Linked DNA regions of Mus musculus: region 2 is linked to region 1. The links are chromatin loops, found by intact Hi-C in ENCODE. Cell type or tissue: heart. All regions are shown on one strand. Each heading gives the region's core, and the rest is flanking DNA. Links, peaks and the distances in the headings are about the cores only.

Evidence for each region. A loop is a pair of places that touch in the nucleus more often than their neighbours do. Peaks named below come from ENCODE experiments on the same cell type or tissue, not always from the same donor. Only the 100,000 strongest peaks of a DNase experiment are listed, where the experiment ranks them.
Region 2: a loop joins it to region 1, with 2.4 times the contacts of the local background. A loop is called at or near these places in 5 of 42 quality-filtered maps.

What each region holds. Positions count from the first base shown.
Region 1 is chr8:25,194,392-25,209,913 of GRCm38, forward strand. Tacc1 (transforming, acidic coiled-coil containing protein 1) reads right to left here and starts at 7,151. Exons shown (of 13, transcript NM_177089.5): 1 at 6,731-7,151; 2 at 5,700-5,815. The coding sequence starts at 6,894. In heart, for the core only: a CTCF peak has its summit at 7,437; DNase peaks (open chromatin) are centred at 4,390, 6,470 and 7,290; H3K4me3 peaks cover 2,841 bases; H3K27ac peaks cover 1,960 bases.
Region 2 is chr8:25,009,787-25,025,308 of GRCm38, forward strand. It overlaps Adam9 (a disintegrin and metallopeptidase domain 9 (meltrin gamma)), which reads right to left and starts at 7,136. Exons shown (of 22, transcript NM_001270996.1): 1 at 6,899-7,136. The coding sequence starts at 6,995. Tm2d2 (TM2 domain containing 2) reads left to right here and starts at 7,425. Exons shown (of 4, transcript NM_027194.3): 1 at 7,425-7,806; 2 at 8,280-8,367; 3 at 10,653-10,768; 4 at 12,780-13,474. The coding sequence starts at 7,583. The coding sequence ends at 12,993. It overlaps Htra4 (HtrA serine peptidase 4), which reads right to left. Exons shown (of 9, transcript NM_001081187.3): 9 at 15,142-15,522. In heart, for the core only: a CTCF peak has its summit at 8,316; DNase peaks (open chromatin) are centred at 5,335, 7,355 and 8,305; H3K4me3 peaks cover 3,438 bases; H3K27ac peaks cover 2,007 bases.

The DNA.
Region 1 (15,522 bases), core at 3,607-11,606:
CCACAGATAACGGCAGCCCCAGGCTCTGGCACCCCGTTCATGCTCAAACCCACGTAGGCTCAAAAACTAAACTAAGATCTGTTTTTAAATGGCTGTGTTTGTCCTTGATTAGATGGGTCCATTTCTTGGTACTTTCTTATTTCTCTCTCTCTCTCTCTCTCTCTCTCTCTCTCTCTCTCTCTCTCTCTCTCTCTCTCTCTCGTAACTCTCTGAATCTTTTAGTGGAAGTCATTTAAAATTCAAGTGCACTGTCTGCAAAGGAGACAAGCAGTCAGAGCCAACCTTTCTCCCTTAAGGAAGCCTTTCCTGACCACAAGGGCCCCGTACGGGAGGAGCCTGGTATACAGCGCTCCTTTGTTAGCTGGAAGTCCCTAGTTACTCTCTGAAAGTGGTGTAAGTGCACAGAGAGTTAACAAGCCTCTCCAGTCCCAAGTACTTAACCTGCTGCCAAGATACAAAAGCAGCCACATGGGAGACCTCAACACGCTAGCATGGCTATATTCCCCAACACCATTATTTATGGGCCCTAAGGTGTGAATTTCACATCATTTTTTTTAAGACTACAATTTTTTTCGATCACTACACTTTGGGGTGAAATTTCCTTCTGTTTTTCACTGCCTGGACCTGGATTTGTAGACCAGCTGGCCTTGGAACTCGGAGATCTGCCTGCCTCTGTCTTCCAAGTGCCAGGATTAAAGGCCTGAGCCATCCATCACTCTGGTTTGGTATTTCTGAATCTAAATACCAAAGTCATGTCAATGAGTAATTCTGCATTTCTCACAAGAACACCAGCAATAAGTATTAGTAGGTAAACTCCATTGCTATTCCAGACTGCAATGGTTAAGTCTCTGAAATACCTAGGTATTGTAACATAGAAGATGAATAGCAGCTTTAACTAGTTATTCACGGATCATGTGGAGACTTCTACATTTATCAACATTCTCCTTTTCAAAGAAAGGTAACTAACTGTAAATATGGGTAGGACCACAAAGGGACAGGGCCCACACAGTAAGCCTCTGTGGGTTTTCTATTTGTTTCTCTTGTTGTTGTTGTTGCTGTTGTTTTGACAGGGCCTCACTATATAGTTTGGGCTGGCCTGAAACTCTTTATAGACCAGGCTGGCCTAGAACTCACAAAGGTCCGCCTGCCTCTGCCTCCCCAGTCCTGGTGCACAGGGGTGTGCCACCACGCTAGGCCATCTCTGAAGTCTTTATAGGCTGAAACAGCTTAACAAACCTGCCACCACTAACCCCGTGAACACAGGGGTAAAGGGGGATAGAGATAAGGAGGCCTCTTCTAAGCTCTTTCCCGAGGGAGTTCCTTCCCCAACACACATCCCAGCAAAGACCAACCAAAACCAAGCAGCAGTGAGATGGCTCACCATGCAAAGGTACTTGCCACAAGTCAGGGACCCAAAGTTTCATCCCTAGAGGCCACAATACATTGGATGGAAGCTAACTCCATGGAAGTTTGCTATGCACATAGACACACACACAGACACATACACACAATGGCATGTGTCCCTCTTCCCCACAGTAATGATAACAGTGACTTTTGGGGGGGGGGGTTGAGACAGGGTTTTTCCCTGTAGCCTTGGCTGTCCTGGAACTCACTCTGTAGACCAGGCTGGCCAATAGTGATTTTTTTTTAAAAAGCACTTTAAATGGCTGGGTGTGGTGGCACACCCAGGCAGAGGCAGAAGGATCTCTGTGAGTTTGAGGCCAAGCATGGCTACATATCTAGTTCAGACTAACACAGTGAGACCCTGTCTCAAAACTAGGTGAAGCCAGCTTAAGCACCCTTTGTTGGGAAGAACAGACCGCATTCACAGAGACACTGACTCAAACTCTACAGCCACTGGCTTGGTATTCTCCAGAAATATCTCCAGCTTAGTTTGAATTTATTATATATTCAGAAGCCAACTTCTTTCTGTGGCTTCTAAAAAAAAAATCACAACCTTCTATTTAATTCCTGGTGTATAACTAACTATCTTAAAGGGACCTATTACAAAATTTCTGAGTTCTTAAAACAGTTCCGATAAAAAGCAAAACTAGGCTAGTTTTGCTTAAGTAGTTTCCTCTAAGTTTAAACAATCAGGAAGCAGGGGACAGAACAGGAGTGTGGCACTAGCCCATGCGTGCGGGTGAGGGTGGCCAGGCATGAGGAAGCCAAGACCGTTACAAGTCCCATGAAGACGGCCCTGCCCCATTTGTATGTGCTGCCTAACCATGCCATGGAATCACAGAAAGTCAAAAACAAAATGAACTATTTCAGGGAAACGTGAAACATCCATTTTGAGAAATTAAAACCTCACCAGGAACTGACTTCGGAATTTTTGCTCAGTGGAGCCACCTTCAGCTAGACCTGAACTTTAGTTGTAGTCTCGAGACTACTTTGTGTCTGTTGACAAGGCAATCCACACCTTGGACTAACTCCACAAGGTCCTTAAAAGACCAGACACTAACCAGACTTAGGAGTTATCCCCCTGTCTAAAGACCTTGCACTGTGAGATTTTATAATATGCAGGCCTGTTCCCCAGACTATACACCACCAGTCTCCTCCCCACGGTTACACTCTACAGCATGACCCACCCTGGAGAACTTTCCTGATCCAAGACTCTCTAAAAGGAAAACATTTACACTGAATGAGAGACTGTGAGAAAGAGCCACAGAAACAAGAAGGACCAAACAATTGGGTGTCTGTGGCTGTGTCTGGGGTTGGGGCTGGGGGGAGGGGTGCGGGGGGAGGCCTAGGCTAATCTGGGCCTCTGTTCATTTATTGAGGAATCTGGCAGATGAATTAGCCTAGCCATCTGACAGACATTGAGGAAAGAAAGCTGAGGGCGATTCAAAGGGGCTTTCAAACAGCTACTTAACATACGTCTTATGGGCTGTATTGGAATTTGGTGAGAAGGCCCACAGAATAGTTCTTTCAGGATTCCAGACCTCCCTCCCAATCTGCCAATCTGGAGAGAAGAAAGGCAAGCTATGGGGCCCAGCAGCATCTTCACTAAAGGAAGAACTACTGCACAGCTTTGCCACACATCCCTCTGCTGGCCCTTAACAAAGTAGCAGAGGCAGCCCAGCGCAGGGAAGGTATTGCTCCATTCTCCATACACATGGCACGGAGATCTCAATTTCTAGTAAAAAACAAAGTGCAAAAACAAAAAACAAACTGATGAATTCCCAGTAAATCTAGCCCCTCTGTGACTCAACTTACCCAGGCAACCTGCAAAGAACTAAGCTAGAGGGGCAAATGGATCATATAAGTTCAAAGCTTGGTCTACATTGCAAGTTCCAGGATAGCCATGGCTAGAGAGTAAAAGCCCTGTCTTTAATAATAATAATTATAATGATAATAATAAAGTAAGTCAAATCCTTGTCAGAATGAGTTGAATTGTGTCCTCCCCCAAGAAGCTATGTCAAAAATCATAGTTTACCAGAAATGGGGCACTAACTCGGAACAGTGTCTTTGGAGGTTGTAATGCAGTTAAAATGAGGTCATACTAGATTGTGAGCATTAACCTGAATGACCGGTATCCTCATAGCACGGCCGTATGAAGACGGACCTTCAGGGAAAACCAACCTTGTACTAAGGCCCCCCCCCCGGGGGGGGAGGGAAGGGGGACGTTAGGCTGCTGCAAGCCAAACACCAAGGACAATGACCAGCTCAAGTTAGAATAGACAAGAAGTGCGTCTTTCCTGAGTCGCCAGAAGGGACGCGTCTTTGCCCACACTTCAGACTTCCCCAGAACTAGGAGTGAGAATGGACTCCCTGTTCTGAGCCCCTCGGTTATGGTGTTGTGTTCAGACATCCTACAGCTGCTCTCTCGCTCTCTCGGAAAATCAGATCATCATTGGGTAGCATGTGGCCCTTCCTCTCCCCTTGCTGACTTCGGCTCCTATTACCTCCAGCAGCAGCCTGGTCATTCCATTTGGGCACACTGGCCTCTGCCGCCGACCCCCCCCCCCTCCCCTCACACTCCCACCTCCCAACCCCTGCCCCTCCAGAACAGGTGAGACTCCACAGCCCAGGGCCTCACCACACATAGGATGCTTCTTTGCAAACACTGTTCCCTTTGCTGAAAGGAATTCTCTTCCCATTAATACACACAAGGTTTGTTTCCCTCACTTCTCAACCCTTTTAGGAATCTCTTCAAGTAAGCTCCGCCCCCCTTAACTAACTTCCAGCATTTACTAGCCAGGCCCACAGGCCACTGCCCCACCCCCACCCCATGGTTCACCACAGTACTTAACAGAACCCAACAGACATTTTCCTTTTAACCCTTAAAAGGTTCACTCCTGTGGTAGTTTGTATGTGTCTGGCCCAGGAAATGGCACGATTAGGAGGTGTGGCCTTGTTGGAGTGGGTGTGGCCTTGTTGGAGGAGGTGTGGCCTTGTTGGAGGAAGTGTGTCACTGTGGGGGAGGACTTTGAGACCCTCCTACTAGCTATGTGGGAGCCAGTTTTATTCTAGCAGCCTTCAGATGAAGATGCAGAACTCTCAGCTCCTCCTGCACCATGCCTGCCTAGATGCTGCCATGTTCCCACCTTGACAATAATGGACTGAACTTCTGAACCAGTAAGCCAGCCCGGGTTAAATGTTGTCCTTTATAAGAGTTGCCTTGGGGCTGGAGAGATGGCTCAGTGGTTAAGAGCACTGACTGCTCTTCCGAAGGTCCCGAGTTCAAATCCCAGCAACCACATGGTAGCTCACAACCATCCGTAATGAGATCTCTTCTGGTGCATCTGAAGACAGTTACAGTGTACTTAGATATTATAATAAATAAATCTTTAAAGAAAAAAAAGAAATAAGAGTTGCCTTGGTCATGGTGTCTCTTCCCAGCAAGGGGAAACCCTGACTAAGACAACTTCCCTCCAAAATGTTCCCGGTGAGAAAGGAGCTTCACTGCCTCTATTCATTTACCAAAGGAACAAATTCCTTCCTACCAGGACAAGTGAAATGTTATTCAAAGCTAGGTGACAATAAACTGAGCATGGTGGTTCAGGCCTGTTATTCTTTGAGGAGGCAGGATCAGTTCAAGGCCAGCCTGGGCTATCTGAGAGCCTGTCTTTTTTTTTTTTTTTTTTTTTTTTTTTTTAAGTGTGACAAAAAAAGATTTCCATTAATTTAGTGGGCCAGAGGCATTGAGAATTAAAGGGCGGGTACTAGGTTCGGATGGGGGTGGGGTGGGGGTAGAAAGGACAGTATGTGAACCGGATTTTCTTGGTTAGACTGAAGGGTTCCCCGCTGGTCCATTGTGGGAGAGAAAAGCAAGCAATTTTGAAACTGCCTAACACTGCTAACTCAAAAATCAACTCTTACCTATAATTTGGTGTCTAGCCACACCCTTGTAGAAAACAACTAGTCTCTGAAATCTTTGAGGCCAAATCTAAAACATAACCAGACCAGCCATTGCTACGTTTTTTTACTTATTCGGGGTTTAGAAGGAAGTCTAACAGGAGTGGCTGGGGGAAAAAAAATGACCTCATACAGTCTCTAGTCAGAGAATAAAGCAAGCTTTGGATCATCAGATGATCAAAACGTTTATGTTACAAAAACAAATCCAAATCAGCAAGGAGCCAGTTCATCCTGTCTGAAGTGGTCCTCAGGGCACGCACACATCCTTTTTAAATTTTTCTTTTTCTTTTTCTTTTTTAAGTTAAAACCAAAAAGGTAGAAAACTCAAGTTTTGTTACCTTGGGGTTTGGCCTCGGGTTCTGCCAATCCCGGTGATGAATCACAAGACTCCTTGAGAGGCGATCTGATTGGAGTTTCAGCTTCAGGAGTCTCAAAATTACCTTCAGAATCCGAGCTGCCGAGGGGGAAAAACGAGGCATTACCACAGTCAACGGTATTTCCAACTGCCTTTAAAACGTACTCAGCCACCAAAGTGCAAGTACAGCGCCTCTAACTTTACAACCAACCAATCCTCAACCCAGCCTGAGAACGGCTGCAGCATTTTCAGCGATGCCCAGCATCCTAGCTCCCCGAAATCTCTTTCGTCCTCTGAAGCTTCTCACCAGGACCTTTTTTTTTTTTTTTTTTTTTTTTTTTTTTTTTTTTTTGTCATCGCTGCCTTTCACACGCACAGACACACACACAAAAAGACTTCCCAATCAACCCTTTCCAGGGGCGTAAAAATTAATATCGCCCCACCCCCCAAACTAAGCCAATTCTAGCTATACTGTTCTTCTCCGTAGGCCTCTACCTGTCTGGAAGTCACTGGAAGCTGAAAATGCCGTCACCTGCCTTCCACAATCACACGTGTGACAGCTCAGCAGAGACCACCATTTCTCACCAGCTGCCAGGGACCTGTCATCACGCGATCCTCTTTTACCAAGGCTGCATTTTAGGACACTGCGGGGCCAAGAAGGGCGGTGGAGCGACTTCTTGCCCACAAGGGGAAAACGCTACAAATCGCACCTGGCCTTATCAACTGCCACTACCCGGTGCCGCTGCGTCGGAGCCGGGGTGTCGACGCTTCGAGAAAGCGACCCAGGCAAACCGGGATGCGCAGACTGCGGATTCGGGGCTGGGTTCAGAAAGCTTACAGCGAAGACAGAGGACGAAAAGCACACGGGCAGACAGAACATCCCGAACTTTCGGGTACACAGCGGGGACCCGGCTGCGGGCAGCAGAGCCGGGAACACGGTTGCGCGCACACAGCATTGACCGCGGTGGGAGGATGGCGCCCGCCTGCATCTCGGCTGGGATGCGGTGTACTTGCCTGAAACTCAGGGATTTGGTCTCGGCTTGCGAGTCCTCTTCCTCCTCGGGGTCGCCCTCGGGACCTCCGGCTTCGTCCTCTCCGGCGCCCGAACCGCGCACCGCGGACCACGTCCACTTGGCCCACTGCACGGGCGACAGGATCTGCCAGGGACTGAACGCCATGAGCGCGGCTGCCGCCCCTGCGGTGGGGGAACGGCGGCCTCTTCCTTCAAAATGGAGGGGCCTTGACAGGCGCCGGCAACGTCGCCGGCGACCCGCGGATGTGGCTCAACGAGCGCCGTCGGGCCGGGCGCAGCGCTTCCTCCCACGGCCCCGCAGCGCCGCTCGCCCCCGCTCCTCCGGGCCGCCGCGCCGAAGCTCGCCCCCGCGCGTGCCCGCTCGCCCGCCCGCTTCTTCCCCCGCCAGCCCTGCTCCGCGTCGCTGGGCTCTGGGGTCCGCTCCCGCCTGGAGCAGCCTCGGCCGCCGCGGAGCCGCGCCCCTGGAGCCGCCCCCTCGGACCGAACTACTGGCGCGGCGCGCGGGGGCGGCCGCTTGGAAGCGCGCTCCCCCCGCCGCGCTGGTCGCGCCCGGCCTTGGGCAGGGGCTGCTCGACCGCGCTCGCCCTCCCCGCGGGATCCGCGCCTGCCGCGCGCCGCGCGCCGCCGCCGTCCATTTCCGAGCGTGTGCGCGCCGCGGCGCTGTTCCTCTTCCCCTTTTATCTGTGTTTCCTGCCGCTAGGACTTAATGGCGTGGCTGAAGCTGCGCTGTACAGAAGTTAAGCCCCTTATTTAAAAACAAAACAACTCAGAACCTCTGTAGAGTGTTGTACCCGATCCTTGACACTGGTCAGCGCCATCCTTGTTACGCCCAGGATTTGGAAGGCTCCCAGGTTACAGAAGAATTGAAGTTGTCTTGCCCTCACCAAGCCACACTCATGAGGGCTCCGGAGTGCCCTGACCTGGGATAGATGCAAAATTGCCCCCTGATAAGACGGCCTGAGCCGTTTCCTGTTGTTCTTTCTTTTCATAACTTTAGGCTTTTTTCAGATAATTCCTGGGTCCTTGGTTTCTGATGTCCTTTGCTTCTTCAGTACAGAGCCATCAAGATCTGGTGACAGTCTTCAGAATAAGGCTTTTACCTCTGAAGGTGAAGAGAAGAATTTTCCCCCCTTTATCTTTGAAGGATTCCACTAAGAGACTGCCCCAGGTCCTCTCTCCCAGTGAATTCATTTCCTCCAAAGCCAAGTTTGAGACCATTAGCTCATCAGTGTGTTTTCCATAATACTGACATTTCTCAGTCTCAGAGAATCTGTGAGGTGGCTACAATTCCCACAGAGAGTGTGCCTCCAAAATTCAGAACAAAGTCAGGCGAAGATTTTCAGGATGCTCATGAGCTTACCCTGAAAGAAGCTGGCACCACGTCGTGTACTGCAGATGAATCACAAATGTCTTATACACTTCATAACAAAGACAAGCAAACATGTAAGATAAGGCTTGGCAGGTATCCTACCATAATAAAAAAAAAAAAAAGGCAGGAGTATACTTTAGAGCCCATTACTGCTTCTTGCCTGAGATAAACACGACTGTCAAAAGTGTTGAAAGACTTTTTTTTTAAAAATGTGAGCGGAAGTCATTTTGTTTTAGGTCTACAAGAACTATGCCAAGACTATCCAACTGTCGTTGTCTTGGGTTTATGATCAAGCAAATCTTCAGATTAGAAACCCCTGTAGCTTGAAAATAGTACCCATGTAAGTCCTTACCTGGGCTTGATCATTCCTCCTCCTCGAGACTGCTACCCTCTTTTTCCCTCCTCCCGATCCTCGTGTGCCTTGCATAGCTCCTGCACTCCAGAACTTCTCGGAATTACAGTTTGTCCCTCAGGGCTTTCTCTGCCTGGTTAATCCTGCTTCCCAAACCATCAGCAGCAGAGACCCAGATATAACCTTGATATGCCCAAGAACACCTAAGAGATGGTACAAACACAAGTCCACACTGGGGATGTACCCCAGAAGGGGCAGCATCTCCAGCAGGGCTCCCGGCCCTGAACTCCATTCCTAGCCCCGAAGCAAGAGGAAGAGGAGAAAAGGGACAGGGGTGTCTAGACAGTCTAATGACAGCCTCGGGGCATTGTCAAAGGGCAGACTTGGCAAACAATACTTAACGTAAGTCGACCATGGCTCTTAATTCCAGAACTCACTCTCTCTTTGCCTGCAGGGTTTTCTGCGTTCCTGAAATACACCTCTTCTCCCATCTGAACTCCAAGTTTCCCCGAAAGACCTCTGGCCTTGGCTGGTCAAACTTCTCTCGTCACTCAACTCAGTGACTACTGCGGGGAAACCAACTGGTCTATCTACACTTTCTACCCCCTTTATACATGAATATTCATACAGACCATTCTGTCTCACTTAGTTCTAAAACTAAGTGAAAAGGTGCATTGTTAGTAATGACACCAGAACAACAGACATAAGCCAAGACTGTCTCCTGATACAAGGTCACCCTACACTTAGCAGAACATGGGCAACATGTCTACTTTTGGACCATAAAATTCCAAAGGCCAGAGACCATGTCACGTTTATATATATATATATATATTTGCTTCTGCAGAGACCTGGGACAAGAGAACACACTCAATAGACATTCAGTAAATTATAAAAATGAACATACCAGTCTCCATTTGTCTTTCCAAGTTTGGCTAAGCTTCTGAGGCAGCCCTGTCTTGAAGGAGCAAAAGGCAGAACCAGCTCCAGGGATGGCCTGAGTGATAAAGCCTGACTCCCGGCAGCAACAGCTTGAGACAAGAGAAACAGATGCCCAAGTGTCTAAACCACCTATCTTGTACAAGTCTGGGCTTAGAGTAAACAGCAACAAAGTATCTCATTCCAAGGCCTTCTGTGTGTGTTACAGGAGTCCAGTAAGTCTCATGAGTCCATTTCCCTTTGATTCTAGAGACGGCAGACCATGACATTGCTGCTATCCTTGGCTTCCCTGAACAGAATGCATATACCTAGCTAAGTAGTCAACCGAATCCTAGTTGTTTTGGAAATGATCTTAAGCTGAGAAACCAGCCTTTTTTTCTTTTCCACTGCTTGTTGCCCTTCCCAGAGGTTACAGATTAATATAACATGAAAATCTAAAATATAACTCCCTGTAGATGTAGCCCTGTGTGTATAACAGGTACTCAAACATGAGTGGGGCTCTTCGTTCAATTCCCACTAACATAACTAAAAATCTCTTACTGAAGCATTTCCACAAATGGTGGCCAGGTCAGATGTGTATTTTGCAGTGAATCAAAGCTACAGAAGTGTCTGTAAAATGGGTCTCTTTGATAAAGGTTAAATAAAATCGAGTAAGGGTTGGAGAGAGATGGCTCAGCAGTTGAAAGCACTAACTGATGTTGCATGGGACCCAGTTTGAGTTCCGGCCACCTATAAGGCGACTTACAACCCTTCTCAACTCTAGCTTTGAGCTTCTACTGGCCTACAAGGGCACCAAGCATCTGCTCTCGGGTATACATACATACATATGGGCAGGCAAAGCAGACATACACTGAAATAAATAAATAAGAATAAACTGAGCAAATAAATGCTGACTGCCTGAGACTCTGCTGGTCCTAATGCTTTTAGGCTCCACTAAGCCTCAGCATGCCTCAACCTGGAGCTTGAATCTTTGTTCTGCAATCTAGACTTAGGGGGAATCCTGCAGGTTCAGTTTAGATAGAATCTCCACCCTCATTCTCTCGCACTGGCCTGCCTTCAGCAAGAATCTTGTCCAGTAGGTTTAGCCGGAATTGTCCTGTGCCCCCAGAACTTCCTTTTAGCAATTTTTCATTCGTCCACAAGCACAATCTCTCTCTCTCTCTCTCTCTCTCTCTCTCTCTCTCTCTCTCTCTCTCACACACACACACACACACACACACACACACACACAGATCCCTGCCTATAAATACTTAACTTGTCTTTGTATTTGGAGTTAAACCATATCTCTCCACTTTTACAAAATCCTAACAGAGTTGTGCCCCTCCCCTGCTTGTCCCCCCAGAAAGGGTTTCTTTGTATAATAATACCCCTGGCTATCCTGGAACCCACTTTGTAGACCAGGCTGACCTTGAACCCAAAGAGATCCTCCTGCCTCTGTTGGCATGAAGTACCATCCCTGGCTCGGAGCAGCCCTTCTTAAATAAAGTCTTCCTTGTTTAATAAGAGTACTGGCAGATCTTCTTTTAACAAGCAAACTATTATTTAGTAGCATAGCGGCTGTGAGACTGTCTATGAGGACAAGGTCAGAGAAGAGAGGCAGATAAGGTGGGGCCTCTCTGTGGTCAATTTTTCTACATACATAGACCTGCATAGAACTTGCTCCTGGACCAAGGGGAGCAAACATTAAGTGTCTACCCTTTACCAAAGGGCAAAGCTGGGAGCTCTAGAAGGCCCTGTTGCCCATCTTCTGTGCAACACCCAAATCTTGAATCTTATAAGAAATCTTTCAATATCAGTGACTGTTCTTCCTCGTGTAAACAGATGAAATCCGCTGCAACTGAAGGACCAATCATCCTGAATAGGCAAAGAGGAGTACTCACACTTTGAAGCAAGGAAGTCGTGACTCCATTTAGAAAGACCATAGATCATTCTGGCATCAACTTGGAGGCTTGGATTAAAGAGAGTCAAGACCGGGAGACCCAAGAAATTGTACATTCTCTCCCCAAAGCTGCCTAGGGAAGATAATAGCTTCTCTCACAGAAGCAAGATTCAAATCAGTGGTCACTTTGTTCTTTCACCCGACTTGTTGTTCGGGAAGTTATCAGAGTATAAATCACCCCAGCACTCCCTCTGTGAACACGATTGCAGAGGAAGGAACAGAAAGTCCAGGCTGGTTTTAAAACAACAGCAGAAAGCAAAAACACGTTTTGCCCACCCCTGGTCACAAGAAGGCATTTGCTTGAGATGATTTGAATGGGCAAGAGGCAAGGAAGGAGGGCGGCACAGGTGGATCCCTGAGCTCCTTGAGCAGCCAGCCCAGCTTAGCTAAGTCAATGAGATGCAGATGCAGTTAGAGACCCTGCCTCACCAAGGAAAGCATGATGGAGAGAGAGATTTGATCTGGGCCTCTGGCCATCACACAGATGTGCAAGTGTGTGCAGGTGTATCTATACACATCTGCACACACCCACATGAACATATACTGGAGAGGAGAAAGGATTATGAAACATGTATCAGTTAGGGTCACTATTGCTGTGACGAAACACCATGACCAAAACAACCTGGGGAGGAAGGGGTTTATTCGCCTTACACTTCCACATCACTGTTCATCATCAAAAGAATCCAGGACAGGAACCCAAGCAGGGCAGGAGCCTGGAGGCTGGAGGGATGCTGTTTACTGGCTTGTCCCTGAGGGTTTGCTCAGCCCCCTTTCTTATAGAACCCAGCACCACCGGCCCAGGGATGGCTCTATCCACAATACATCAGGCCCTCCCCCATCAATTACTAATGAAGAAAATGCCCTACAGGCTGGTCTGCAGTCAGATCTTCTGGAAGCTTGTTCTAAATTGAGGTGCCCTCTTCTCTGATGACTCTAGCTTGTGTCAAGTGGACAGAAAACTAGCCAGTACAAGAGATTTATGCCAAAATAGGCAGATCTTTATTCCTTGCATCAGTAGAAAGCTCTGGAAAGGAGCCTACAAGATGAAAGCATTATTATAAACTAAGACATTACAACGTAGAAAAGGATGGTTGCTTAGCAGAAGCACGGAGAATGCAGATCAGCAATGGAAAAGATCAGCTTAAACTCTTACCTCGGAGTATGTATCGAAAGAAATTCCAGATGGATTCGATGGCTAAATAATAAAAAACCAAGCCATGGAGAGAGAGCAGTCTAGAAGCAACAGAATCTGTCAGCACTCCGTAGGAAGGATGCCAGCCCAAGTTGGAAGTAATTAATGAAACCACAGACAAAAATCAGAGCCCAGATTGATTGGGCTACATATGCAAAGTGTGGCTTGTAAATGTGTGTCTTCAACTCAAAAGGCAAACAACAGACTGGGCAACACCAAGGCTACTTGTGAAAATCTTCAAGTTCATGAAAATCTCAACAGGGACCCTAACGGTTCCAACAAACAGAACACCTGAGGGTCACACAACTGCCAAGCACTTGAGCGTGGACTATCAGATTGGATCCTACCCTATCAACCCACAGTCTGAGGGGGCAAGCCTTATCACAGATCATGGGGGTTGGCTGGTTGTGTAGTGCTAGAGAGTGAATCTGCCGCAGGACTTTATGATTGGGGAACTTTCATATTCTGTATTGAAGACACACTGGTACTCCATGTTGGCAAAAGGAATAAGAATGTATATGTGTAAAAGTATCTTTTGTTCTCCCGTTTTATTTGTTATCTCTGAGGCTTATTGCCTCAGTCAGCTAACCTAAACCAAGTCCTGAAAGCTTCTAGCCTCCGTACAATCTTATCTAGGCCTAGAATGTTTTCAGCTTCTGAGACTTGCTGCTGCATAAGCTCACCCTTTTTAGCTCCTTCTGATTTTTTTTAAGATTTATGTGTTTATTATATGTATGTGAGTACACTGTAGCTGTAGAGATGGTTGTGAGCCTTCATGTAGTTGTTGGGAACTGAATTTTTTAGGACCTCTGCTCCCTCGGGTCAACCCTGCTCACTCCAGTCAGCCCACTTGGCCCTGCTTGCTCCGGTCAACTCCACTTGCTTAGGCCCAAAGATTTATTTATTATTATAATTAAGTACACTGTAGCTGACTCCAGACACACTAGAAGAGGGCGTCAGATCTCATTACGGGTGGTTGTGAGCCACCATGTGGTTGCTGGGAATTGAACTCAGGACCTTCAAAACAGCAGTATTACCTCCTGAGCCATCTCGCCAGCCCCCTCTTTCTGAATTCTTGATGGCTGGTCAACTCAACTGTTCTGGCTCAAAACTCCTCTCCATGCTGACTGATTCAGTCTGGCTTCTCACTCGGCCTCTGGTTATTTGTTCTGCTTGGCCTCTAACTCTGGCAATCTGTTCTAATTACCTGGCTCCCTCCTGTCCTCTGTCTTCTTCACCTGTGTTTAGCTGTTCTCTCTCCACAACATGTCTATGTAAAACTCTCCCAGTAAAATGTTCTCTCTCTCGTTCCTTTCCTTTCTCTTCTCCTGAGAGTGGGGCATATACTATTCAAATCTTTCTCTGATTCATCACTTTGTCTGTCGCTCAATCACTTTCAAACATGGCTGCTTCCTTCAACAAACTAACTTTACCTTCATTGCTTGGGATTAAAGATATGAACTAAGTGTGTGTCTGTATTCCAGCCGGAAGTGTGTGCCAAGGCTGAGCCACACCACAACTGGAAACAGGTTTTCTCAGTAAATAACACAATCTTGGGGTTTACAGTGTGATTGAATATCCTGCAACATATATGTTATTGATCACTGTGTACACACTGTTCTGAGTTGAGCCCCCAGCCCATATGCCCCTGCAAGAATACAAAGTTGCTACTAGCACAAAATGACTTGACCAAGCAAACAGCCACAGAAGGAGAGAGGGAGCAAGGGATGATTAGAAAAGACATCAATGGAACAAAAGTCCTTGAGAACTGGACTGGATGAGCAAGCCTGAGCTCCTGAGTGATTGACTGTCTTTGTCCCACCCACCTCTCCCTGGATAATATGCTACCTGGAGACTAGAGGAAGACAGACTTGTAGGATGTCAATCCACTGTCCTCTCAGATGTGGGTTTGCCGAATAAAGAACTGTTTTTTTAAAAAAAAAAACAAAAACAAAAAACAGTTCTGGGGCTGGAGAGATGGCTCAGTGGTTAAGAGCACTGACTACTCTTCCAGAGGTCCTGAGTTCAATTCTCAGCAACCACATGGTGGCTCACAACCATCTATAATCAGACACACTCTTCAGGTGTGTACTCACATACATAAAATAAATAAATCTTTTTTTTTTTTTAAGTTTTTTTGAGACAGGGTTTCTCTGAATACCCCTGGCTGTCCCGGAACTCACTCTGTAGACCAGGCTGGCCTTGAACTCAGAAATTCACCTGCCTCTGCCTCTCAAGTAAAATAAATAAATCTTTAAAAAAAAAAGTTTCTTAAAAAAAGACAAAAACAAAAACAAAAACAAAAAAGCAATTCTGGGGCTGTAGAGGGCTCAATGGTTAAGAGAACTTGTTGTTCTTACAAAGGCTCTGTGTGGGTCCCAGCAGCCACATGGCAGCTTAAAACTGTCGGCAACTCTAGTTTCTAGGGGATCTGGCACATTCTTCTGGCCTTCACAGGCATCAGGCACACACACACACACACACACTATGCACATACATTCATGCAAGCAAATCATTCATACACATCAAATAAAACAAATTTTTGAAAAGTTAATTCCCATCTCTGCAAGTGAATGGGAACAATATGGTCCAGTATTCCAGTATTCCTTAAGCATTGTTATGACTTTTGTAAAAGAGAGAGAGAGAAAGAGAGAGAGAGAGAGAGAGAGAGAGAGAGAGAGAGAGAAGCTAAAGAACAGAGATAAAAGTTAAATTGGCTACCCTTTCAACCTTCAGAGCAGGGACTTCAAAAGAACCCAAAGTTAAATATATATTTGCGTCAGTTTCTCTCTTCCTCATCTCCACATGCAGCCAAGCTCAACCCAGGAACAGTGTGTTAGACTGATTAAACTTCAAATTTCAGCCAAGCCTGGTAGATCCCTATCTGTAATCCCAGCACTTGGAAAGCTGAGGCAGGAGGATTCCCATGAGCATGAGGTCAATTCACAGTGAATTCCAAGACAGCCTGGGCTACAGTAGAAAACC
Region 2 (15,522 bases), core at 3,705-11,704, 180 kb before region 1:
AACTTCCTGATGTGACTCATTATTTCAAAGAAGTTTAAGTAATTCACCAGAGACAAGAACAAATATGCTGACAGGATCTCTGTCACAGGAGAGAGGGGCTAAGCCACAGGCAAGAAAATGAAAATATTTTCATTGCTAGTGAACTCAGAGGGGGAAAAAAATGGAACACTTCAAAAGGACAAAATGTAAGGTTCTAATGGGCAGTCAGATAGTTCAAGAGCTGTCTGGCTAAAGCAGGTCACGTGACTGCATACAGCCTGGCCTCCCAAGTGTTCTGTCTTCTAGGGACTCTAGGCAGCCTTTTACCGGGATGGCTACAGGGATGATAAAAGCTGGATACAAGAACAGAGGGTAGGCCCGGCATAGTGCACACCTCTAGTCCCAGAACTGGGAGGCAGAGGCAGGTAGAGTTCTGTCAGTTCAAGGCCAGCCTGGTCTACACAGAGAGTTCTAGGACAGCCAGGGCTCCAGAGTGAGACCCTGGTTTTGGTTTTTGTTTGGGTTTTTTGATGTTGTTGTTGTTGTTGTTTTGTTTGTTCGCCTGTTTTTCTTTTAAGGTATGATGTTCACTGGTTTCCATTTTAAAAGATTTTTTTGTTGTTCTTGTTTTATAGTTTTGTAAAACAAATGTCACAATCAGCTGTAGTTTTGGGTATTTTTAAGGTTTCAAAATTAAAGCACCCTGAGGGAAACTCAGTATAGGACACACTACTCTGACACCAGCTTCTCTCAAAGACCGAGGGGATCCGCCTCTGCATCAAACCATGCACAAAAGCCACGCACAAAGACTGAGAGTCATTCAAAAGTAACACACACTAACTACACAGGAATCCTCATTCCTATTTTTTTTTCAGAACTCCTGTCTTATCTCTGGTTTCTTTCTTATCTCCTATTCACACCCTGCATGGATCTTTCTCTAATTCATGCTTCCTGTGGGAGCCAAAACATCATTTCTCTCATATTACTGTAAAGGAAATGCTTTTAACCTTCATCACACTGGGCTGGAAACTCCTCGGTTGTGGGTTATCCTGTGCATTCTGTGGGGTGCACAGTAGCACCCCTGGCTCCTACCCTCCCAAACCCAGCTAGCTCTGACAACCAGAGTGTTCCAAATGCCTGCGGTGTAGTATGCAGTACTACCTCCAATTAAAAACCAACCCTCTTGAGTTTTTTAGGGTTTTTTTGCTTTTTTGTGGATGGGGGTGGGGGGTCACAAGGGTGGGGAGGTGGACCTGGGAGGTCCTAGAAGTGAGTGTCATGGGGGCATATGTGAAAGTCCAAACAATTAATAAAGATATTATGTTGGAAAAAAATTACTGGTAATGCTAGGTGTCATGGTGGTTTAAGCTTTTAATCCCAGAACTCAGGAGGCAGAGGGAGATGAAATCTGTAAGTTCAAGGCCAGCCTGGTCTATATAGCAAGTTCCAGAACAGCCAGGGCCATGAAGTCAAAAGACTGTCTCAAACGTTTTGGTTTTTTAGTTAAAATTAAAACACCAGGAATAAACATTCACAATAAAAGTAAAGACCTTAATAAACTGTGGTGCATACAAACTTTGATATTAGAATTTGAGAGAATACGTATACGGTTAATATAGCGACAGGAGGGGACACGAACTGAAGAAAAACCAAAGGTGACCCAGAAACTTACTCTGAGACCTAGGAAATGAAAGGGTGTTAGCAGTTCTTCACTCCCCAGACTCTCTGGGTCCTTTTATGCATTTCCAAGGAAGTCTAAGCAACTGTGGTAGAGAGAAATATCTTTTAAAGAATTCTGCCTAATTACAAGACAAACAAACGGGAGTGCCAGGTCAGGGTGAGCCTTTCTTCTTTCCTTCCTGCTTATTACCTAGACAAATAGCCACCTTCATGTACTTTCTCTATAGAAGATAAACCTTCCACATTCAGGCTGAGTGAGATAATCCTTTGCCTCAAGTACTGAAGGGAAATGACTGTAATTAGACCCTAACTGCTATTGCCAACTATGTATCCTCACCTAGTCACAGGACCAATCCCAAATAAATGTATTTCCGCTACTACCTCCTTCAAGCCCAGGGTTTGATGTAATTTCTGCTACTGTGTTGTATATTGTTACATGTCTTAAGACTTATGCATCTTTACTTATCCATCTTTTAAAAAAAGAACATTCATTCTGAGTTATATAGCAGAGATCCTATCTCCAAATAAAAAAACAAATGCTATTTGTGTCTCACAGTACCCCACTGGGAAAAATTCCAACCATTTAGAAAATGTAATGCCCTTAAGAATTTAAGTTCCTCCAGAAAGGAATTTAAAGTGCTGAGAAAGAGGGAGCTACTTCCTATGAATATGTAAGCACTTGATAAAATGTATCCTCAGTCAATAGCCACAGTGCCCCCCACACATACAGAGAGAGAGAGACAGAGAGAGCAAAATGTATCCTCAGTCAATAGCCACAGACACAGAGAGAGAGAGAGAGAGAGAGAGAGAGAGACAGAGACAGAGACAGAGACAGAGACAGAGACAGAGAGAAAATGTATCTTCAGCCAATAGCCACAGACAGACACACAGGGAGAGACAGAGAAAATGTATCTTCAGCCAATAGCCACAGACAGACACACAGGGAGAGACAGAGAAAATGTATCCTCAGCCAATAGCCACTGACAGACAGACAGACAGACAGACACACTTCAGTCAATAGCCACACAGAAAGAGAGAGACTTACAGTGAACCTGCTTTTTCAAATTAACATTTTTTTCCCACAAATCTGCAGGCCCCTCAAACATTTTTATCAGTAACACCAAGCTCTCCTCTCCAAAGTAGGATTGGAGGTTTTAGGTCAAGTGTAATTGTGACACATCTGACTGTGCCACGCAGGTTTATAAGCAGTGGGCTCTGCCTGCCTGGGGTTCTACCAAAAGGAAAGGGAAAAGTCATGCTTAAGTGAGTTACACTATGAAAAAAATCTCATTACAGGAACAATTTATGAAAGGGAAAAGAAAAACCTATTTAGAAACCGAGTTTGTCCTACAATATAACTTGTTTTGTAGTGATTTTTTTTAACTTTTATGTTTTTTTTTTTTTTTAACTTCCTACTAAGTAAGTTCCGATAAAAGCAACAAATCCAAACGTAACAGCACAGCTAAGCACTGACCACTAGCTCTCAGAGGGCAGAGGCAGGCAAAGCTCCTGTGAGTTGGAAGCCAGCCAGGGGTAGAAAAAGAAACCTTGTATCTACAAGGAAAAGGAAGGAAAGGGGGAGGGAGGGTGAAGAGAGGGAGGGGGAGGCAGAGAAGAGTGTGGTGACTGAACAAGTCACATGAATTCCTCAGGCTAGCTCCCTTACTTATTCTGTTTTTAATAATATCTATCTTGGGGGTTGCCATACAAAGTAACAAGTTTCATCTTGGCATCCTCATAAATGTCATTACAGCTTGTGCTCATCCACTCCTGTCCTCCTTTCTTACTCTTAAAAGATGGATGGCGAGACAGGAAGTTGGGAGAGCAGAGAGGCAGGTGAATCTGGGCAGAGTTTGGGGATCACATGAGGGTGGAGATAGTCAAAATACACTGTCTGAAATTCTCAAAAATTAAAAATGCCACAGCATCCCATATATAATCACCTTGAGGAAATTGATCGACTAAAACAGATCCCATCTCCCATCACAACATGAAAATGATCTCTGAGCACATAAACCAGGCAGGGCGATCCAGCCTTAGCTGGGTCCACTTCAGACCCTTCAAAGATGACAGTAAGGACAGTTGTTGCAGTGCCAGCAAGGGCTAGAGTCACTCCAAGGCGCTAGGGTATACACAGTGCCAGGTTAACAAGGAAGAGGAGGTATCATGAGGTTAACTACGTCCCATCTTTATGTCTCTCACTTCATGTTACCCCTTAGGAAATCATCTGAAACCTTCTACAGCAAACCATAATATTTAATAACATATAAATAAATATACGCCAGACATGGTGGGGCACACCTTTAATCCCAGCACTCTCGAGGCAGAGGCAGGCCAGCCTGGTCTACATAGTGAGTTTCAGGGCAGCTAGAGCTACACAGTGAGACGCTCTCTTGAAAAAGCAAAACAAGCAAAAGAACAGATTTGAAACCAAATTTGGGAAAAGCAAAATATAAAACTAGTTTTCAAAGACCAGAAATTTTGTACCTATCAACCAGGTATGTTTTCACTTACTACTTAGAAGTTTGGAAACCAAAATATCTTTAAGACAACATTTTCTTTTATAACATGGATAAATGTGTTTTAATCTGTTCTTTCCAAAATACAAAATTAGCTTAGATGTTCAGCAACAAAGAAAGGAATAGAGCAAAAGGAGTACATACGCACAGGGGAATTCCATTCAGTCACCAAGAACAAAATGTACCCTCAGCAGGAAACCCGGTAGTAGCACTGGCAGCTACCATGTCAACTGAAATGTATTTTCTCTCACATATATGTGACATAAGAGTAGAGACAGGATGATGGGAGGGAGAACACGAGCTGGGCATGGTGGCTCACGCCTTTAATCCCAGCACTCGGGAAGCAGAGGCAGGTGGATTTCTGAGTTCGAGGCCAGCCTGGTCTACAAAGTGAGTTCCAGGACAGCCAGGGCTACACAGAGAAACCCTGTCTCGAAAAACCAAAAGAAAAAAAAAAAAAAAGAAAGAGAACACGAGAAGAGAATGAGCTAAGTGAAAAAGTACCATGATAAACACACATGACACTGTCCTAAGAAAACCCATGATCTTATATACTGATTTTAAAATTAATTTTAAAAATCTGCAGCCATATGAAGATGAGACCTAAGTTCCTACGATTATATCTACTTCATTTTCCAATTATTCACCATGAGTGAGTTTTCAAATTCATCTTCTTTAGAACACCAGTGTTTCTAAATCATTTTTCGTCTACATATTGTATTTGCTATCTTATGCAAGAAAAAAACAAATCAAGAGGTTTCAAATATCTGATTTCCTTATATTTGTTGATCCCGGAGGTTTGTTGTTGTTGTTGCTGTTTTTAATCATTTGAATCCACTACTCAGAAATTATTCTGTACTTATTCTGGACACAATACTATAAACAACAGTTTAAAATCCTCCTCACACCAGCTTAGCTCCCAACATGGCTAATGGGAGGATGTCCCAGTTCATGCTTTAAACATCCTGTATTCCAAAAACTCAGCTGATTTTGGAAGATCATTCACTTCAGGAAATTTGAGTTGACTCACAGCCCCACCGCCAACACCTCAAAACCTGGCTCCGCCTCGCTCTCTCCACTCTCCTAGAGTCCAACCCCCATAGTGTATTAACCTATTAACCAACACTCTGATGGTCACACTCCTTAGAAATCTTCATGCCCCAAACCAACCTACAGGGTGACTGTGACTCCCTAGCTTAGCACAGGTCTCATCCGTGGTGCCAGTCCACCTGGCTTTCCCTCCCAGGATCTCTTTCCACAAGCTACCTAACCACACATTAACACTCTCACCCTTTTCCAACAAGTTGTTTTCTTTTATAACCACTTACTCTTGGAGGGGGTAAAAATAAAGCTCCTTATGTTTATAATGGATCCCTCCACTCTTTTTAAGTTGAAATTCTCTCACCCTTTTAGCTCAGTTCAAAAATCACACTTTCAAAAAAGGAAAAAAAAAAACCACACACACACACACACACACACACAACACCAAAAAACAAAAAACAAAAACAAACAAACAAAAAAAAAAAAACCCTTCAGCATCTCTCCTATATCTTAGTCCACATGGTCACCCTTTAGATCCTCCAAAAGCATCAGGAATGGGTTTCCTTCCTGATGAAGGCTGGATAGATTTCCAAAGCGAATACTCATGCCTATGTGAGCAGCTGGCCCATTGCAGCAGCAACTGAAGAACACAAGGATATTCCATTCATTTTTATGCCCATGTGTAACAACAAACATATACATGTACTAAAAATATAATCTGGTTTTTGCTGGCAAACACAAGAAGTTAGAGATTATTAAAATTTCAGTTCCTTTCATAGCGATATTGTTAACTAGAACAGCACGTTTCATCAGACACGTCCTGGAAGCATCCCATTGAAAATTTGTCAGTATTTATAAACTCCAGGAGGACGCTAACTTAATTAAAAAGGAGAAAGCCAAAGACAAGAAGCTGTAATTAGTTTCGTGAAGGTCAGCGGTCCTGAACTCAAATCTACACTCATCACCTTTGAAGGCAACAATTTTGTAAAGCCTTCTATTGTCCATAGTGTTCCCGGAGCTCAAAGAGATAACTAAGCCATGCAAACACTAATTTAATACAAAGGATGAAATAAATAACTTATTTCCAGGAAAAAAAGAACCTAGTGTGTTCCCATTCAGTTTCATCATCCACAATATAAATATCTTACATATTTACGGGAAGTTTCACAATTCAGATGTGCTGGCGAACAGTAATTTAATTCTTTCCGATAATCCCCTGGGTTAAACAGAGCAGAGATTCTTTGTCCAGATTTAGATAGATTGAACTACAGGCTCTAGAAACGTAGCGTTTCGTTGATTTTATTATTTTAAGTATCCTTACTAACAAAAAAAAAAAAAAAAAAAAAAAAAAAAACGGCCCAAGGAAAACCCGCCCTCTTCTCCATCGGGATCCCTGTGGACCTACTGCTGAGTCGTCCAAGACGGCGAACGTCAAACCCCAAATCCTGATAGACTGAAGCAAAAGTTCCATCTCCCAGCCCAGAGCTGGTGACAGCCACTCCACCCGCAAAGCACTCGCTGCAGCCCGGGAGTAGCGAGCGCACCGCCACAGTGCAGCCGGCCGCCGGCCACCGGGCTCCGGGTCAGCGCTGACAGGGGAGCCGGAGCCCAGGGTCCGCCTCGCAGCCCTCACCACCCAGCACTCACTCCCCACAGCACGGTTCCCGTCCGGCACCCACCTGGTCGCCCGGCCTCGAGGACTGGGCCCAGCAAGCCACACGCCAGCAGCCACCTTAGTCGCAGAGAGGCAAGGGGCGAGAGCGCGCGCGGCCCCATAGCGAGGGCTTCGGCAGGTTCCGCTCAACGCGCGGCCGCCGCCTCCGCCCCTTCGGTCATCCTTGCAACCCCGCGGGGGCCCCCGGGCTGGCGGGGCGCTCGCCCTCGGCGAGCACGCGCGCGGCACTGACGCAGCAACCCCCCCCCCCCCAAAAACCCCGCCCCTTTCCCGATCCCGCGGCCAGAGGCTGACGTAGGGAAAATACAGTCTGGCCAACCCACCGGCGGCCGCCGCCGCCGCCGCTCCAGTTCGCGCCCGGCTGTTCCGCCCCTCCGCCCGCTCAGCGGAGACTAGAGAAGGTAGGAGGGGCTGGAGGGCGGGGCTAAGGGAAGCTCCACCCTCCCTCCGCTCCGTGCAGCAGTGAAGGGTCTACTGGAGGGCGGAGCGAAGCCAGGCCACACCTTTCCCCTGGCCGTTTCTGATTGGCCGTAGTGGCAGGCGGAGCGTCGAGCTGCGCACGGGTTGGCTGTGGAACGGAGGGTTGCGTACCCGACGTAGAGAGAGGCCTGACAGCGCCGGGCTCCGGTGGGCCGTGGCGGCCTGGCTTTGTTTTTAGGCCAGGTCTCTAGGACCGGCCCCCGGGAAGATGGTGCTGGGCGGCTGCCCTGTGAGTTACCTATTGCTGTGCGGCCAGGCGGCCCTGCTATTGGGGAACCTGCTGCTGCTGCACTGTGTTTCTCGGAGCCACTCGTTTAATGCTACGGCCGAACTGGATCTCACACCCTCGGGCGCCGCTCACCTCGAGGGTCCCGCGGCCTCAAGCTGGGAATACAGCGACCCCAACTCGCCAGTCATCCTTTGCTCTTACCTGTAAGCTGCCGGGACGTGGCGGGCGGACCTAGAGGGGGATCGGGCCAGGGATAGCTGTTGGTTGTGGGAGCGGAAGGCTGCTTCCACCTCGGGGAGGTGATTCCGGGACTGGTGCCTCTCAATTGCCCTGCCACAGAAAGCAATTAAACTGTGTGTTAGTGGTAGATACTGGGAAGGAGTAATGTAGGCTACAGAACCCTTCCACTTCCTGCACCCTTTCTGCTGCCTTGGTTACAGGATGAGTTCAAGGCCAACCAGCCAGCCTGGGTAACTTGTCTCAAATTTAAAAAAAAAAGAAAGAAAGAAAATTCAAGGGCTGGAAATGTAGCTCAAAGGTAGATAGCACCTCTAGCGTATCCAGTTCCCAGTACAGAAGGAGGAACAGATATTAAAAGAGGAACGAAAATAGCATTGCGTGCGGACACAGAAGCAATCGGCAAAAGGCACTGATGAAAAATCTTACTGATTTGCAGACCCGACGAGTTCGTAGACTGTGATGCCCCAGTGGATCACGTTGGAAATGCAACTGCCTCCCAGGAGCTTGGTTATGGTTGTCTCAAGGTGAGGATTTTGTTCTTTGTACAGGCACCTTCGTGGGAAGCATGGCCGGGTGCTGTTAAAGAATTACAGAAGGGCATACAGACAGACTTGATTTTTTTTTTTTTTTTTTACAACTTCATCCGTATAACTGTCGCTGGAAACATGACAAAGGTTTTAACGGCTGAAGAGCACATTTGCTTTCCTCAGGAACCAACCATGCCTGTGCCCAAGCCACCCAAGTGCAAAGACCAACCTGTATTGCTTCCTTTGACTGTTGAAACTAACAAATTAAAGCCAAGACATCGACTGTACTTTCAAAGCAAGGCTTTTCTTAACAGAGCAGCAGCAACAACAGCAAAGCCATGCACTTTGTAAAGCTGGTGCTGAACTGGCCTTTCTTGGTTACACACGCACTTGGAGCAAGTTCCTCATGCAGGTGACAGCCGGCCTGCACCATATCCGTTGGAAGTAGCTAGAGTCTGTCAGTTATGATTTTATTTGAGGATAAAACATTCCAGAGAAGCCAGTAGTATAGCCTTAAAGTGAGTGCATCTAACTTGGTCTCTCAAAACCCAATGAAGTTTGGTTTGGTTTGGTTTGGTTTGGTTTGGTTTGAGTTTTGTTGTGCTGGTAGGTTGGTTGTTTGTCTGTCTGTCTGTGAAAAGGTCTCACTACAGCCCAAGCTAGCCTTAAAACCAGGTTCCTCTTGCTTGAGCCTTCTAGCGCTAAGATACAGGTCTGCATCACTGTGCCTAGCACTAAGATACAGGTCTGCATCACTGTGCCTAGCACTAAGATACAGGTCTGCATCACTGTGCCTAGCACTAAGATACAGGTCTGCATCACTGTGCCTAGCACTAAGATACAGGTCTGCATCACTGGGCCTAGCACTAAGATACAGGTCTGCATCACTGTGCCTAGCACTAAGATACAGGTCTGCATCACTGTGCCTAGCACTAAGATACAGGTCTGCATCACTGTGCCTAGCACTAAGATACAGGTCTGCATCACTGTGCCTAGCGCTAAGATACAGGTCTGCATCACTGTGCCTAGCGCTAAGATACAGGTCTGCATCACTGTGCCTAGCGCTAAGATACAGGTCTGCATCACTGTGCCTAGCACTAAGATACAGGTCTGCATCACTGTGCCTAGCACTAAGATACAGGTCTGCATCACTGTGCCTAGCACTAAGATACAGGTCTGCATCACTGTGCCTAGCACTAAGATACAGGTCTGCATCACTGTGCCTAGCACTAAGATACAGGTCTGCATCACTGTGCCTAGCACTAAGATACAGGTCTGTATCACTGTGCCTAGCACTAAGATACAGGTCTGCATCACTGTGCCTAGCACTAAGATACAGGTCTGCATCACTGGGCCCAGCTCATACTTAAGGAATTTATGTTACCACCTTAGCACTGTAGACTCGACACTATATTATAATGCAGGGTTGAGTTGTGAGAAAACATTTTTGCCACCTCAGACACAAACGAATAGGCTTTGTAACACCACAACCAAGAGGACAGCTCTTAAAGTAAAGAGATATTTTAAATACACTGAAATTTTGCCCTCTAGGTAATTGGTAAAAGTCTGACTGGCATTCCATAACGGTAACTTAGTTGTGACTATTTTAATTAAAAGCTGAATGTATCGACACAAGATTCAAACTCTGCCTCAGCCAGGGTCCTCAAGGACTGGTAACACTCAGAGGCTGTGAGAAATGAACACTCCTGTTCTCCAGTCTCACGCTGCTGAGACAAGGGAAACAGTGGGAAAGCAATGATAAGGTACGAGGGAGACTGAGTGGCTCTGCTTTCTCTGTTGGAAATGAATTAAGTAAAGGGTAGAACTCTGATTCTAAACATTTTTACTGGAGCTAACCTTATACTGGGGTAGACTACGCAAACCTATCACCATGTGTGGCTTAAGTCCTCAACCTGATGATAGTCTGAATTATTTTCTGATCTTATTCTTTTACTGTAAATATGCAACAGAGGTTCTAATACTCGCTGACATGTCAATTTCCATTCCAAAACTGCTACATTATATGCCTGTTAATCCAGGATACTCAAGCCATTGTATACGTCTCTGCAGCTTGTTTCTGTTTTACTATATACTGAAGAAGCCTGTCGAAAAGAAAGGTTTACTTAAAGCAACATTCACTTAGGATGGACTACTAAGTCACTTGAAGCATCTCTGAATTGCATGCTTTTGACAACTTTACCCACTCTTGCTAGAATTAATACAGAACTGAAGCAGCTTCCATTGGTGAACATGAATGTATGTTTCTGTTACTTTCTCCACAGTTTGGGGGTCAGGCGTACAGTGATGTGCAACACACTGCAGTCCAGTGCAGAGCCCTGGAGGGAATTGAGTGTGCCAGCCCCAGGACCTTCCTACGAGAAAATAAGCCTTGTATAAAGTAAGCGTTCCTTTGTTCTTGAACTGTGTGTGTGGTGTATGCTGGGATTTAAACCCAATCCACATAGTAAGCAAAGGTTCTGATAATGAACTACACTCAAACTAAGGGTTACTTTGAAAGGGGCGCTTGGCTAGAGGTACCAGTTGGTGGTATGACTTTTTATTTGACGTATTGAAGACTGCATATGCTTCCTCCTACGTGCAGCCCACAGACTGAGGCACTGTGATTGCAACAACCAGGAGGAAAAGTTGTGGGTTCAGAGTCTTTCGGTCTGTCCCTCATTCTCAGCTTGCAGGCACTGGGCCAAATGATGTAGCTTCAAAACCCTCCTTGTGTTGGAGTTTTCCCTTTATTATCCTTTGAAGGGCTGGATTCGTGGAAAGATATTGTGTGAATTTGGTTTTGTCATGGAATACTTTGGTTTCTCCATCTATGGTAATTGAGCTGGGTATAGTAGCCTGGGCTGGCATTTGTGTTCTCTTAGGGTCTGTATAACCTCTGTCCAGGTAGTTGGGAGTCACCTGGTGTCATTGCTGGTAATCAATCCTAGCACCTCTGTAGGAGAGCACCAAAAGTGCTCTTAACCTTCGAGCCATCTCTCTAGGCCCCTTTTTATTCTTGAGTCCCTTCATATCTTAGCAAGTTTTTGAGACTCGAAGCCAGTGGTTCTCAGCCTGTGGATCATGATCACTGTGGGAGATGGGGGAGTCGGTCACATATCAAATATCCTGTATATCAGATATTTACATTACAATTCATAACAGTAACAGAATTACAGATATAAAGTAGCAATGAAAGTAATTTTATGGTGGGGGGGGGGGGTCACCACAACATGAGGAACTGTATTAATGTGTGAAAGAATTAGGAAGTGTTTAGGTTTGGTCTTTTGCTATGTATTGTAATGCTAAATACTGGCCCCCAAGGCTTGGTTGCTCTCAGAGAATCCACAATGTGACCTTGCTCTTTAATTTTAAATTGTTGTTTAAATAAAGATGCCAACAGTCAATAGCTGGGCAAGAGAGACACAGGCAGGGTCTGGGGTTCCCAGACTTGGGGTTAGAGAACCATGAGGAGAGAAAAGACGGAGAGAGGAGAAGACACCATGGGGTAAGAACCTTGAAACCCTGGCCGTGAGGGCTGGCCAGCTGGAGCTCTGAGCAGCCCAGACAGAACATGACAAATCATATTGTCAGGTTATTGTCAGGGAACTAGGCATAACAGCATAGAGGGTAGATATCTGCCTAGCTCTAATGCTTTTTAAAGCTTATTATAAATAATAAAAGCTGTGTGTCTTTTATCCAGGAACTGAATGATCAAAGGTGGGGTAGAAGCCCCTGACTGAGATTAAATATTTTCTACAACAGGAAGGTCTAGACCAACTAGAGATAGGGAGGTGCTTACAAGAGTCTATTATAACATCGTTAACTCTGATTGTTTTATGTTTCTGGCTGGGGAGAGAGCTGCACATCCCAAGACTAGAAAATTCTAGTGTGATCAAAGGACCTAGTCAAGAGAATGTTCTTAATATGCAAATTAATGTCCTGAGCCATCTGGTGGTAGTCAGCCCCAGGAAACTACTCCTTTGCCTTAATCATTCCAGGGTCAAGTGTCAAGCCATTGAGGCCCACACTTAAAGCTGCTGAAATTATTCCAGTAGCCAATCCTAAATTGCTGATCTGTCCTGCCTGGCTTTTCTGCAAAAACCCCAGCAAAGTTATGACTTGGACCTATCCTGTACTCCTATCTTCTGACCATCATGTTCTTCTCAGGCCTCCCAGCAGGGCAATAGCCATGCCTCCTCTCTAGGAGCCATGAATGCCATATTTGTCTGGCCTCTTTACCTGAGGCTCTTTTGTGTCCCCACCCCCACCCCCATACACACTCCCTAGTAGCCACATCTGACTGAATGCATCAGGAGCAAGCCTGACCCTGGCATGAGGCCTTTACACTGCAGTCAGCCACTGCACTTCTATTATGTTCCGTTGAGTTTCTGTCTCCCTCCCTTCTCCAGGTACACTGGACACTACTTCATAACCACGCTTCTCTACTCCTTCTTCCTGGGATGCTTCGGAGTCGACCGCTTCTGCCTGGGCCACACTGGAACAGCAGTTGGGAAGCTGCTAACACTTGGAGGACTGGGGATCTGGTGGTTCGTTGATCTTATTCTGCTCATCACTGGGGGGCTGATGCCTAGTGATGGCAGCAACTGGTGCACTGTCTACTAAGCCCTGCTGCTGTCCTGCGCCAGCAAGGAAAGCCAGTGCTTGCCTGCCAAGATAATTACTACAAGCTCTGAACTCTCCTCTGAGCATCACCATCTTCTCTTGGAGGAAGGACCGACCAAGTTTTTCACCCCAAATCTTAAGCTTGCAAACTAGAGTGACAAGCAGTATTGTGGAGTCCCGTCGTACCCTTCCTCACATACACAATCTCAAAGAGCAAAGCTGGTGACTTCTCTCCAGAGATCATCGTCAGTGACGTTTCTGTGTGGCTGGCTCTTCAGCCGTTGGAGGCAGGGGGACCCACCAGGATAAACCAAGTGAGTGTTTATCCACTCACAGCCTTTCGTGACCCTACATTTCCATGCACAGGTCAGAAGCTGCACCAATGAGAAGTCTTCAGGCGATGTAGAAATGACTGTGGATTCTAATACACACCGAAATTCTGACTGAGAATTTAAATTGCAGAATAAAGTTTTAAAACCTAGCCTGCTGTGTGAGTATTTCAGTAGAGAATGAGGCTCAAAAAGTGGTTTTGCTGAAGGGTAAGCACTGGAAATGAAAGAGTTATGGTGTGAATATGAGATGCTCCACCCCCACCCCACAGTCTCCGGTATTGGGGGCTTGATTGCCAGCTGACGGGCTTTTAGAACGTGAGTGGATCCTGAGGACTGATCTGATCAGTGGATTATGGTGCTGTTATTGGAAGGTGATAAAGAGTAGGAAGTGAGGCCTAGTTGGAAGGAGTAGATTACTGGGGAATGGGGTCACCGTGGGGCTACGACTTGCCCAGGCTCTTCCTGTCCACTTTGAGATGAAAAGTCTGATCCCCCACACACTTATACCATGGTGTTCTGCCCAAGCCATGGAGCCGGCCAACCACAGACTTAGCCTTCTAAACCTGTGGCCAAAATAAAGCCTGCCTCCTTAAGCCATCTGTGAGGTATTTGGTCATAAGAGTGTGAGTCTAATACAGCTATCCTACTGAGCCCAACCGGACTGTTGTCATTCTAGAGATGGCAATTTCCTCTCTCCAATTATGTTTTAAAAGCCAACAATGGTCAATATGTATGGGTTAACAGACTTGTCCTAGTCCTTAGTATTTTCCAACTTATGGACCCCACATTTTAGAGGCTGATTCAAAAAAGACTTCATAAGATGTCATATTCTCCATTAATCCCAGCACTCAGGAGGCAGAGGCAAGTAGATGTCTTATGAGTTAAAAGCCACCTGGTCTACATAGTTAGACCATGTCTTCAAAAAGGGGGGGGGGGAGGTTGTACACAAGTAACTATAATACTTCCTGCACAATTAAAATGAGGACCCTTATGCCCTCGGAAAGAAAACTTAGAAAAATGTATGCCTACTTAAAAGATATTACTAGGGTTAGATCGGGATGTTTTAGGGGAGTGAGGAGAAAACGCATTCTCTCCACACAGGCCTGACAGGAGAAGGTTTTGTAGTGATGGAGACAGCCAAGCGGCTTTGAAATCTAAGTAAAAAGAACTAGTAAGTATAACATAAAGGGCAGGTCAGATCGAGAGGCCTGTTCTTCGGTTAGCCACAGGTTCTAGAGACAGGGTAGAGCTACTCCACGTTCATCCCCAAAGTAACTGACAGAAAGACCGACAGATCCGGTACAGTAAGACCTGGAAACAACATGTTGTAGAACCCTTCTTAAAGGTCTCTGCCTCAGCACCCCAGGTTAGCACTGTTCTCACGTTACTAGAGATGACAACTGTAAACACTTCTAAAAGCCATAATAACATCAACTCTGCTTACAACAACAATTGGGAGTCTCAATTCATAATTTCTATACACTTAGGCAATCTTTTTAGATTAATCGTGAAGAAACTACACCTCCTTGAAAATACACACCTTATGCTTCATGTAGGCTTTAAGGAGACCCAGTGACACCATATTAAAAAAAAAAAGAAAATCTGGAAGACTCAATGGTGAGCCTTGCCTAATGTGCACTGGTCCCTAGTTTGATCCCCAGCACCCTCTCAAGTCTGGAAGACAGTATACTACAATTAAAATCTTACCCAAAATAAACTACTTACGCCATTAGCAAGCCCTACCACTGCTTACTATGTAAACTCTCCAAGTGTTTATAAGCTTCATTAAAAGAAAGAACCTGAGTAAAAAGTCTGTAAACGGTTCGAAAAATTATTTTAATAGAAATAGAAGACATTCTCAGAAACTCTAAAGGTCCGAAATTGTTTCTACCTCCAAAATGATCACACTCCTGTGTGGTAGTATGATGTCATCAGCTCCAAGATGTCTTATAGGTGATGACCTTTCTATCCACAAACCCTGGCCCAGAGTGGATATAACCTGGGAAATTCAGTATACAAAGGGGTATTATTTAAAATGTGATTACCTCTTTACTCCAGATTCAGGTTCTTAATATTTGGTAGGTAATTATGTGTACATGTGCGTGACATACCAGTTTGTGGCTGTATAGGAGGTAACTAAAGTTTCCTATCAAGATTTAGTTAGGAATTGCCTGCTTTCCAGTTCTTACTGTCATCA